2 separate regions of the Homo sapiens genome follow, and region 1 is linked to region 2. The links are chromatin loops, found by intact Hi-C in ENCODE. Cell type or tissue: heart left ventricle. All regions are shown on one strand. Links, peaks and the distances in the headings refer to the core of each region. The heading gives the core; the rest is flanking DNA. Region 1 has its middle 64 kb from the start of RASGRP1. Region 2 overlaps FAM98B (family with sequence similarity 98 member B).

Evidence for each region. Hi-C counts contacts between places; a loop is a spot of excess contacts. Peaks named below come from ENCODE experiments on the same cell type or tissue, not always from the same donor. Only the 100,000 strongest peaks of a DNase experiment are listed, where the experiment ranks them.
Region 1: a loop joins it to region 2, with 9 times the contacts of the local background. A loop is called at or near these places in 4 of 110 quality-filtered maps.

The regions. Positions count from the first base shown.
Region 1 is chr15:38,625,653-38,631,037 of GRCh38, forward strand. No RefSeq gene overlaps it. Among named protein-coding and RNA genes, the nearest start is that of RASGRP1, 64 kb to the left of the region's middle. In heart left ventricle, for the core only: a CTCF peak has its summit at 2,475; no DNase peak of the experiment used is centred there; H3K27ac peaks cover 417 bases.
Region 2 is chr15:38,471,495-38,476,879 of GRCh38, forward strand. FAM98B (family with sequence similarity 98 member B) reads left to right here. Exons shown (of 8, transcript NM_173611.4): 5 at 2,011-2,091; 6 at 2,688-2,804. Among named protein-coding and RNA genes, the nearest start is that of FAM98B, 20 kb to the left of the region's middle. In heart left ventricle, for the core only: a CTCF peak has its summit at 2,827 (motif pointing right); no DNase peak of the experiment used is centred there.

The DNA.
Region 1 (5,385 bases), core at 91-5,090, 150 kb after region 2:
GCATTTAGCCCTTTCAATGCTTGAAGCTCTCCTCTTCCTATCAAGGTGCTTAGTCTTCTACTTCTTTCCATTTTTTCTATTTCCCAGCACCTATTGCTCTTTTTCCAGCTCCACCACTTAACCAGCTGGTTGACCTTGGATTTGTTTCTTGATATTTTTAAGTATAAATATTTCCATTCGTAAAATGGAGTTACTCCTAATATTGGAAATATTAAACGAACCCATCTATTGAGTGCTTAGCATACAGCCTGCAAGTCCTAATCATTAAGGAAATGTCAGCTTTTGTTGTCATTGTTCTCTTACAGCTCCAACTCTCCAGCTCTATGGGTGTCCCTGTCCCAGCGAGGCTGGGGAGGAGGGAAAGACACTGGGGGGGGACACATGGCTGATTGAAACTCATCTAATTCCACAGTCTGATTTGAGCTGCTATTCTTAGCCTCCTTCACACCAAATCTTTTTCCTGGTACCGCTGAGAAGCTTCAGAAAGTTCAGGCTAAAGTTAGAAATCTAAATCTGTGTCTCTGGAAGTCCACCCACTCTTCATCTTTGGAAGCTGTTCTTTGGGGCTGACACTGGAATTTCAAGGGTTATCTGCTATTTTTACATTTTTATTGTCTCTTTGCTGAAACAAGTCAGAGATGGTCTCCCAGCAGCAGGACTTAATACTGGTAGGTTTTGTACTGAAATGTAGCTCAGGATAATATCACCTCCACTGTTTATCCCTTTATCCCAGAGACCACCTGCAAATAGTTTTGAGTTCCTTACTTCTCTCCCTCCTCATTTGCTTAGGAGAAAGCAGGCAGCTTCTCATCCATATTAAAAACCTATGGCACTTTTTCTTCACTAGCTCCTCTCCCCTGCCATTTGCAGACCTCACTAATAGCACCACACTAAGCCTTTACTCCTATAGAGGGTACACAGAGTAACTCAATCTGGCCTTAGTTCTTTCTTCCCTGGCCTCAAAAGGAAGTAGCTCTGGTCACAAGACAAACTTCCCTTCCCGTGAAGTGGGAGAAAATCTGCTGCACTTTCCCTTCAAGCCTGATCTATTTTCTTCATGTGTGCAGATACAGTGTGATTATTATTATATTTCTCTCTGGGCACCAATTGCTGTCCTTCACACAGGGTAAACGAAAAGGCAGCCCAGAGGGAAGCAGAACTTTTGATCTCAGTGCTGTATTGAATGCAGCTGCTCAGCTCCTCTCTGTGAGTGACACCAAGGCTAGTATTTTCATCTCACTTAAAGACGTAGGAGGACCTATAATAATAGCTAAGATTCAGTGCTGCTAAGGTGCCAGGCACTGTGCTAACTAAATACTTTACATATAATCTCATCTAAACATCCACTGGTGTTCCCATTTTGCAGAGGACCTGAGGGATCTAAGGCTTAAGCGGCATAACGTGTCCTAAAGGTCACAGAGCTGGTCAGTGGGAGAGGAGAGGCTCAAACTAGAACCTCAGGAACTCTCGTCCATTACATATGGAAATTTTGCTTGGAGAATTGGCCCAGGCTGTTATGGGAGCCGTGCTGAGTTATGGCTCCACAGGGCTGCAGGGCCATTCTGAGGCCATGTAACCCACCTCCCTGTCCTTAGGCAGCACATCCCCAGCCGTTCCACTAAAATGTTGTTGCTCCTATCTGAAAATAGTTGTGAGAAGTTATTCCTCAGCCAAGCCTGGCATGTCTGTAGGGGTTTTATGACCCTTGGGCAGGGGGTTTAGCCTGAAGTTTCTGAGTATTCCCGTCTGAAAATGATCCGTCTGCTGAAACTCGAACTAATGTTATTTTCTGTTTAGCTTCCTACGGGTAGGAAATGAATCCAGAGAAGTTGCCACTTGAAACTGGAGTGCACATATGGTGCTAGTCTTAGGACGACTGTGGATCCAAAGAAAGTTTTTATTATCAATCTCATTATAATATTTATTTTCCCTGTTATATGAATTGTAAAGTAAAAAGCTGCAATGACTTTGGTTTAGTTCTTTTTTTAGTGGTCTTGTTACTCTAAGTGTGTCTCAAGGGTCAGCAGCATCAGCATCACCTGGGAGCTTGTTATCAATGCAGAATCTCAAGCCCCGCCCCAGATTTGTGGAATCAGAATCTGCATTTTGATAGCATCCCAAGCTTATCTGTGTGCACATAAAGTCTGAAGGGCACCGTTTTATGGGACTTAAGCCTGAGGGTAGAGTACAGATGGCCTAGGTGTTAAAGTAATTGTTCACAATGCTGGCTGTACCGTAGGATCACCTGGGGAACTGCAGAGCACCTGGCTCCCACTGCTGAAGATTCTGGATTAATTTATCTGGGGCGGAGACTAGGGGTGGGTACGTTTGGAAAGTTTCTCGGGTGAGTCTAGTGTGCGTCAGGGCTCAGCACCACTGCCTAAAAGATATGCTGACTTCTAGCTCTGGGCATGTGAAGATAAGGCGTTGTCTGTCTCTCTCTGCTGGACGTTCTATCTAAGCAGCGTGGATGTTGACAAGGCTCCTGGAAGGACAAGAGAAGGTATATTAAAACATACAATTAAGCCCTAACATACGTAAATATGTCTTTGAGAAGACAGTGAAAGGAGAGCCATGGGACCATGTTTAACTACGTTGGCAGAGTCAGGGTTTGGAAAAATGCACCATTCCTCTAACTTGGTAGATTCATGGAGAAGACGTAATGTCCTTCATTTAAGATTTTAGTGTCTTTCATTCAGGACGTGTGGCTGCTTTAGGGTTGCTAGATTTGGCAAATAAAAATACAGGACACTCAGTTACATTTGAGTTCCAGGTGAACAAAGAGTAAATTTTGAGCATTTTTTTTTTAGTATGCAATATTTGAGAAAATAACACATTAAAAAATTATTCACTGTTAATTGGAAACAAACTTAGCTGTTGGTCCTGTATTTTATCTGGCAACCTCAGCCTGTTTAGAGCAGAGTTTCAGTGAATGCCTTGGGACACTGGAACATGGAAAACAATGCCCTCTGAATTGTGAGGGTGCATAGCAGCTCTGGGTATGTGTGTGTGTGTGTTAAGGGTATTGAAGGGATAGACGTACGGAGGCACACAAGTTTCGATAATGGTAAGGACAATGGAGAAGAATTTTCTCTTTGTATGTCAGGGAAAATGTACTCATAAGTTACAGACTGAAAAACACTGAAGAAGCCTTTGTGAAGGGAAATTTTTTATGATAAATTGATTTTTGGGCAAAAATCTTTTTTTGCCAAAAATATTGTAAAAATTGCTTCTTGCAAAAATTTCAAACTGTACAGAAAGGTGTAAAATGGAAAGCAAAAGTATCAAAATCTCTCATTATCACCCCCAGAAACTACCATTCTTAACTTTCACTTGTGTATCCTTCCAGGACTTTCTTGGGCATAGATTAACATGCGTCTACATATGAATATTTTTAATTTCAAAAATGAAAATATATATTACATACTTTTGCAAATTGCTTTTATTTCCACTTAACAGTATATCTTAGATATCTTTTCATATGTGCCTGTATAGCTATACCTACTTCGTTCCTTTTTAACAACTGTATTATAATTTATTAAATTATGGAATATTTTTATTATGAATTCAAGGGCCACTTAAAAGTGTTTTCTCTGTGCAGAGCTTTGCATAAGTGTTTGCATCTCACAATTCAATATTCAATTTAGCATCAATAGTTGGTATCAGTCCAACAGTATCTCCTCAGAGAGGCCTTCCCTCTTTCCCCTGGGAAAAATAGCTTTGCCCCTAACCACACTCTCACTCTTCCTAACAAATTACCTTGTGTTGTTTTCCTTAATTGGCATTTATCTCTATCTGAAATGCTCTAATATAGCAAATTGTTTATTTATTTTTGCATAGCTGTCTCTCCCCACTAGCCTGAGACTGCACAACATACAATGGGTGTGCAAAACGTATCTGTTAATGGATGAATGATCAAATGATTGAATTGAACATACTGTGGCATATAAAAACAAGGAATGGCAAGGAGGCATGTGATGACTCAGGCAGCAAATGGAACTTAAGGCGTACTGTGTTAAGGGATAAATTCAATTCTATGGGAGCTCATTGAGGGGAGCAAATCATTTATCATAGACAGAAAGGAAAGGCTTCAAGTGAAAGTGAATTAGAAGTGACAGTGTAAGAATGAGAATGACTGACAGGTAGGGACTGTGGGAATGGTATCACAAGGTAGAGGACGTGTCTAGACAAAGTTTGGAGGCGGGTAATTGCCTGGCATATTTGGGGAGAGGTGTCTTTGCCACCATGGTGGGAGCTCGGGATGTGCATGGGGAAGGCCTAGTGGATTGGGGAGGGATTTGAATGCTATATTGAGAGATTTTGATCATTTTACTCTAAGCACTGGGGAACTATTAAGGATTTTTGAGGTGGGAAGTGATGGGTTAATGATATATTTTAAGAGGGTAATATTTTCAGCAATGGAAATATTTGTTGGAGCAGGGAAAGGCTGAGGTTATGAAGAAGCACTAAGAGAGAAGACGAGGGCAAGGTCCAGACAGGTTGGAATGACTGACCTATTTAGGTGGGGAAATTTAGCTGTGCTTGATGTCACTCATCAAGATCAGTAGTTGGCAGACCATGGCCTATGGGCCAAATCTGGCCCACTGTCAATTTTTGTAAATAAAGTTTTTTTGGGAAATAGTCATGTCCATTCTTTTACGTATTGTCGAGGGCTGCTTGGTGCTCCACTGGCAGAATTGAATAGTTGTGAAGAGCCCACATGGCCTGCAAGGCCTAATATATTTACTACCTGGATCTTTTTCAGAAAAGGTTTGCTAGTCCCTGATCACGATGAACAGTATCTATATCTCTCTCATGTAGGTCTTAGATGCTGAGATCATTACCATCTTAAAAGAGAGCAAGGTTTATCCCTGTCCCTGGGAACCAAGGGTCACACTTTCCCATCAACCAGCTGTTGCTCTTTGCCTTGAGCTTTGTCTTAAGTTCCAGTGAATTTATGAGCCACAAAAGCCCTGAATCTCAGAAGCCCTAAGATGCAGCCCGGAAAAGCTGATTGGGAAGGAGACTGTGTCCCTGGCCAAGGGCCAACAGTGCAGCTTTCTCAAGATCCCATCTTTGCCTTTGCAGAGCCCACCTGGTTGCTTGCCCCTGTTAGGATGTCGCCTCCTTGTCATCAGAGCTGCTTGCAGCCCGTGTCCTATCCTGGCTTGCCCTTCCTCCAAGGACAATTCAAAGTTTTTGGATTTTCCTTTGTAAGAACACAACAGCAGGGACATGACACCCTTTCAAAATGCAGAGGGGGCTTTACACTCACATGCACATGGACTCCTCTCTCAAAAAGTCTCAGAATGGGAAACCTCACATTCTCAGCAGATGGCCTTTTAGCAGCATCTCAGCTGTTAGGATACCTGTTATCTGATTGAT
Region 2 (5,385 bases), core at 73-5,072:
TATTCCATTTTATGGTTTTTATTTAGTATTAACATTCTCAATTACCTCTTTGCCCTACTTGAAGTAGTCTGTAATGCCTCGGTTCAAATACTGGCATACTAATTATAAGGTAGTTGTTACTATGGCCATCTTGGCTAAATATTTACTTAAAAGGTCTTCCTACTCTATTCAGTTTTTAACCAAAAGTAAACATTTTCATGTTTTCTTTCTTCTGCATGTGATGTGTCCAGAAGACACTTTGTTACCATTGGGGAAGGAAAGTATTATTTTCTAACTTCAAGTTGTTCAAATGTGTATTTATAGTGGTATAATTATAACAGATACATAGTGATGGTATAATAGCAAATATATAGCATTCACTGTTCTAAATGTTTACATGTAATAACTCACTTAATTCTCACATCACCCATGTGAGGTGGTTATAAATGTTTACATGTAATAACTCAGTTCTCGCATCACCCGTGGTTATGGGTAATACATCACCCCTGTGTTGTATTACCTAGACAACCATGTGAGGAAACTGAGGTACTGAAAGATCTAATAAGTTAAACAAGCAAATTTCTAAATGGTGGTAGACCTGAGGTTTAAACCCAGGTAGTCAACCTCCAGAGCCTGTGCCCTTAACTTACTCTATAACAAGTGATTTTCAGATTTATTAAAACTATTACGTAATGTTGGAATCCTAGGAATGGAGCTGAATGTGATTACACGTAACAAACTACAAGTATACATTGAGAATTCCTCTGGAGTGAGGAGTTACAACTCATACTTTTTATAATGTATGAAAAAACCTAAAATTGGATATATTTACAACAGTTGGAGAATCTACAGAAATGGTCCATTTTAAGAAAATAAATTAATAATTTCTTTAAAATATGTACAAATTGTATCAGTAGAGAAATTGTATCATTGTAGATGTAGATTTGCTGTGAAGCTACTAAAGCTGAAGTTTTGGGGTCTCTTATTTGCACAGGTTCTTTCTAAGCTAATTTTTTTAAAACACCATTTATGAAATGTAATCATGCCATAAAGTTTGCCCATTTTAAGTATATATATATAGTTCAGTGAATTTTAGTATATTTACAGAGTTAAACAACCATCACCAAACTCTTGAATTTAGAGCTTTTCCATCACCCTCAGAAGAAACCTCAACTGTGCCCATTTACAGTTACTCCACATTACAACCCCAGCTTCCAAGCTAATTTTGAATTCTTTCCTTAAAGAGTGCCCCCAACATTAAATAAGCTTCATGCTCCTTAAAATCTGAACTGCCCTTGGTTGTTTCCTTTGGTTACCTTGTAAAAAAAACTGTATTTCATTTGGTTTTGTAAATATTTTATTTAGCTAATGATGGATTCTCCAGTCAGGAAGGTAAATTAATCCTTTAGTTAGGAGGATAAATTATTGAATGACCCTGATATTGCTAAAGGAAAAGTAAATGCCTAATATCTTGTTTATCAAAATAAAAATGTTTCAAGTAATTTAAATTAGGGGCTTTGCAAAAGTAATGAAAATATGTATGTGATGACTGTAATTGAGAGAGATGGCTTGCTCCCTTATGTTGTCTTGCTGAACAATGAAACAAGAGTACTTACAACTGGAATGTGTACATAGCATTTATTTGAGAAAAATCAATGTGCTGGTTAAAGGTTTTAGTATCCCTTTTGAAAATTTACTAGAAAGTAAGAAAGTGCTATCTTAAGTAGGAACTCCAAAGTTATTTCACTAAGACACAGATTCTCATAGTAGAACCTAGGTACTTCTTTAGCTGTCTGTGTATGTTCGTTCTTACGCTGGGAAAGAATGTGCTCTATAGCTTGAATGAATATAATGTGCTTTTTTGAAAAAGATACTCTGTATTGTAGTGGTATTCTGGTATATGATGGTATATTTTAATTATGTCACTTTAATATTTTATTCTGTAGTGTTCAGAGCGATACTTTAAACAAGCATAAGATTGTTTTAAATTAGGAATATACATTTTTCACAATCTTTTATATTTACTTTTAGGTGAAAGATATTCTCTCAAAGGTCCAGAAAAATCATGTGGGAAAACCACTGCTGAAAATGGATTTAAATTCAGAACAGGCGGTAAATCCCCCTTTTTGTTATTAGTTTTATGTAATTACATTAGTGAATATGACTTAATTTTATAAATGAACATCTATTTTGCAATATGTAGCATGCATATATTATTTTGTAGAATTAAAATTGATTGATATTCTGGAGTAATATGTCCTAACATTTCTTTAGTTAAATTATTAATTTTTAAAAATACCTGGCTGAGGATATTGATAGTGCTCAATGTGCTAGCACAGTTGTGATTTGAAAAGAACAGAGGCTCAAAGCCAGCAAGATGAGTTATTGGTATTTTCTTTCCTTGTTGGTCCAGACTGCTTAGCAGGTAAATGTTTTACTTAAATTAACAAATTTGATTATAGATAAAGTATACTCTACCAACGGGTGGAGTTTAATTTGTATGTTTAATGTCTTCTGGATATCATAAATGTTCTTTCAATTATGCTTTAGTATTTAAATAATTTACCATAAAGTCTCATGGGAACAGAAAATGGTCAGTAAGTACATCTTTTGACTCAGTAGGAAGTACTTAGCACAATTTTCAGATTTCTTTTCTTTGCAGAATGAAAGAATCTAAAGTTTATTATTTTTGTTTCCAAATTTTTTAGGAACAACTGGAAAGAATCAATGATGCTCTTTCCTGTGAATATGAGTGCCGCCGACGAATGTTAATGAAACGATTAGATGTGACTGTACAGTCCTTTGGATGGTCTGATAGAGCAAAGGTAAGGCTGTTTTCCCATATGTGTCCTGTAGGTGGTAGCCTATAACAGCTCTTCTGGCTTGCTTGTCTGTTATGTAACCATGCCACATTTGTACTTCATCACCATCTCAACTACATGCCCAGGCCAACTACTGGTCTTACAAGATGATCCTGGTCTTGTATAAATCCCTGTTGCATATAACTTAATTTCTCCCCACATTTTTGACATTTATTTTAAACTCATAGATATTGTGATTTATGCCAGGATATGCATAAAAGAAGGGGCATCATATGAGATAATGAGATAGATACAGTGAGCAGTGTAAGAAGAAAGCAGGATATAAGAATAGTTGCAGGTAGTACTGATGCCAACAGGCCTTAAAAGTATCTTAAGGCTGGATGAATATAGAATGTGTTTCAGTTGAAGAGGGGGTTGGGAGGTGAGGGCATTTCCAAATTTGAATCTCTTCAGATAGCTTTCTAAAGAGCTGTCTCCCATCATTCCCATTTTATGCCTTTAATCTGTACCCATGCTTAGTCTGGGATCACTCCTCACCCCCGCTCTCCCTACCCTGCATCATTGCCTGGAAACTCTCCAGGCAGTAAGCTGAGATAATTATAGGGCTTCTCCTCATTTAGGGATCATTGTCCTGTGTTCCTTGATGTCCAGTGTCTGACCATCATTGGTTCACATCACATGGGTTATCCAGTTTTTTAGTTGTTTCAGGTGGGAGAGTTAATCTGGTGCCGATTACTGTATCTTGACTGAAAGTGGAATTTCAGGTATTATTATTTTTACATTTTTTGAATTAACTGGGCAGTTCTTCTGCCCCATGCTGGATCAGTTGGGGTCACTTATGCCAGCAGTTCCCAACCTTTTTGGCACCAGGGACTGGTTTCATGGAAAACAGTTTTTCCATGGAGGGTTGGGGGGCAGGGCGATGGTTTTGGCATGAAACTGTTCCACCTCAGATCATCAGGCATTAGCTTCTCATAAGTGTGGTGCTTCTGTTACCTTCTTGTCTTTCACATGACATCTCTTTCCATGTGATATATTAGTTTCCTATGGCTGCTGTGAAAGTTTACCACAAATTTAGTAGCTTAAGTAATACAGATTTATTCTCTTAAAATTTGGAGATTAGCAGTCCTAAAGTGAAGGTATTGGCAGGGTTGCATTCTTCCTGGATCCTTTAGGGGAGAATCTGTTTCCTTGCATTTCCTAGCTTCTAAATGCCACCTGCATAGTTTAGCTGTTGGCTTCATCTCCTCTCTTCAGAGCCAGTAGCCCGGTAGAATCTTCCAGCCTTTCTCTCTCTCTCTGCTTCCATTGTCACATCGCCTTCTGTCTCTGACACTCCTGTCTCTCCCTTATGAGAACCCTTGTGATTATATTAGGCCCACACAGATAATACAGAATAACCTCTCCATCTCAAGATGTTTAACTTAATCATACCTGCATCTGTAAGGTAGCATTCACAGGTTCTAGGAAATAGGATGTGGACCTCTTTGGAGGGCTAGTCAACTTACAAAGGGGCTTCTAAATGAATTTTATTTTTTCTTGCATTGTATTTCTGCAATATGATAAAATGCTTTTTTTTAAAAAACTATACTTTAAAAAATTAGGTCTTCTAATGAGTTCTCCATTTTCTGTATACTTTTTCTCTCAGAAACTTGCATCCACTTACTGCAGTTTTGCTGTTTGCATGGCTATCCTTGGCTGCTCTACTACCTTCTAGATCCCATGGCTCACTCTTTATTTACCCCTTGTTCTGCTGTAGGAAATCCACAAGTAATTTCCAAACAAGGAGTGCATAGGAGGTGATTTTTGTCAATCTCTTTGCATTTTGAAAATGTTTAGTCTGCTTTCACATTTGAATATAAAATTCTAGGTTGAAAATGTATTTCTCTAAGAATATTGAAGGCATTGCTTCATTGTTTTCAAGTATTTAGTGCTGCCATTAAGAAAACTGACTCCATTCTCTGTGTTTTTGTGTGACCTGTTATGTTTCTCTGTAAGCTTTTGGGCTCTTTATCCTTGGAGTTCTGAAATTGCACAATATGTGTTGGTCTGAATTTTTTTTCATTCATTGTGCCCTACTAGATGGACCTTTCAATATGTAGACTGTTTTAGCTTTTATATTTTCCTTTATTACTTTTTCCCTTTTTTCTGTATTCTCTTTCTGAAATGCTTTAGTCAGATATTAAACATTCTAGATAGACTCGCTTAAGTTGTTTTATTTTTTCCCCTCATTTTCTCTCTCCTTTTTTAATTCAGTTTCTCAGAAATGTTTTTAACTATTTTATACTTGGTGTTGAATTTTTGTTTCTGCAATTATTTTTTAAATTTCCATAAATTCTTTTTGATTCTTGATTTTTTAAAAATATATTTTGGTATGCTATCATCTTGATTAAAGATAGAAACTTTGCTTTTTTTTTTTTTTGCTTTCAATTATCTGTTTCCTCTAGCATAATTTTTTGTTTATTTGTTTTTCTTGGTCTCTCCCATGTCGGTGGCTTCCTCAGCTGCATGGTAGTTTTTGGTTGTCCATATTTAAGAGTAAAGCACTGGCTGGCCATGGTATTGTGTGCCTATAGTCCCAGCT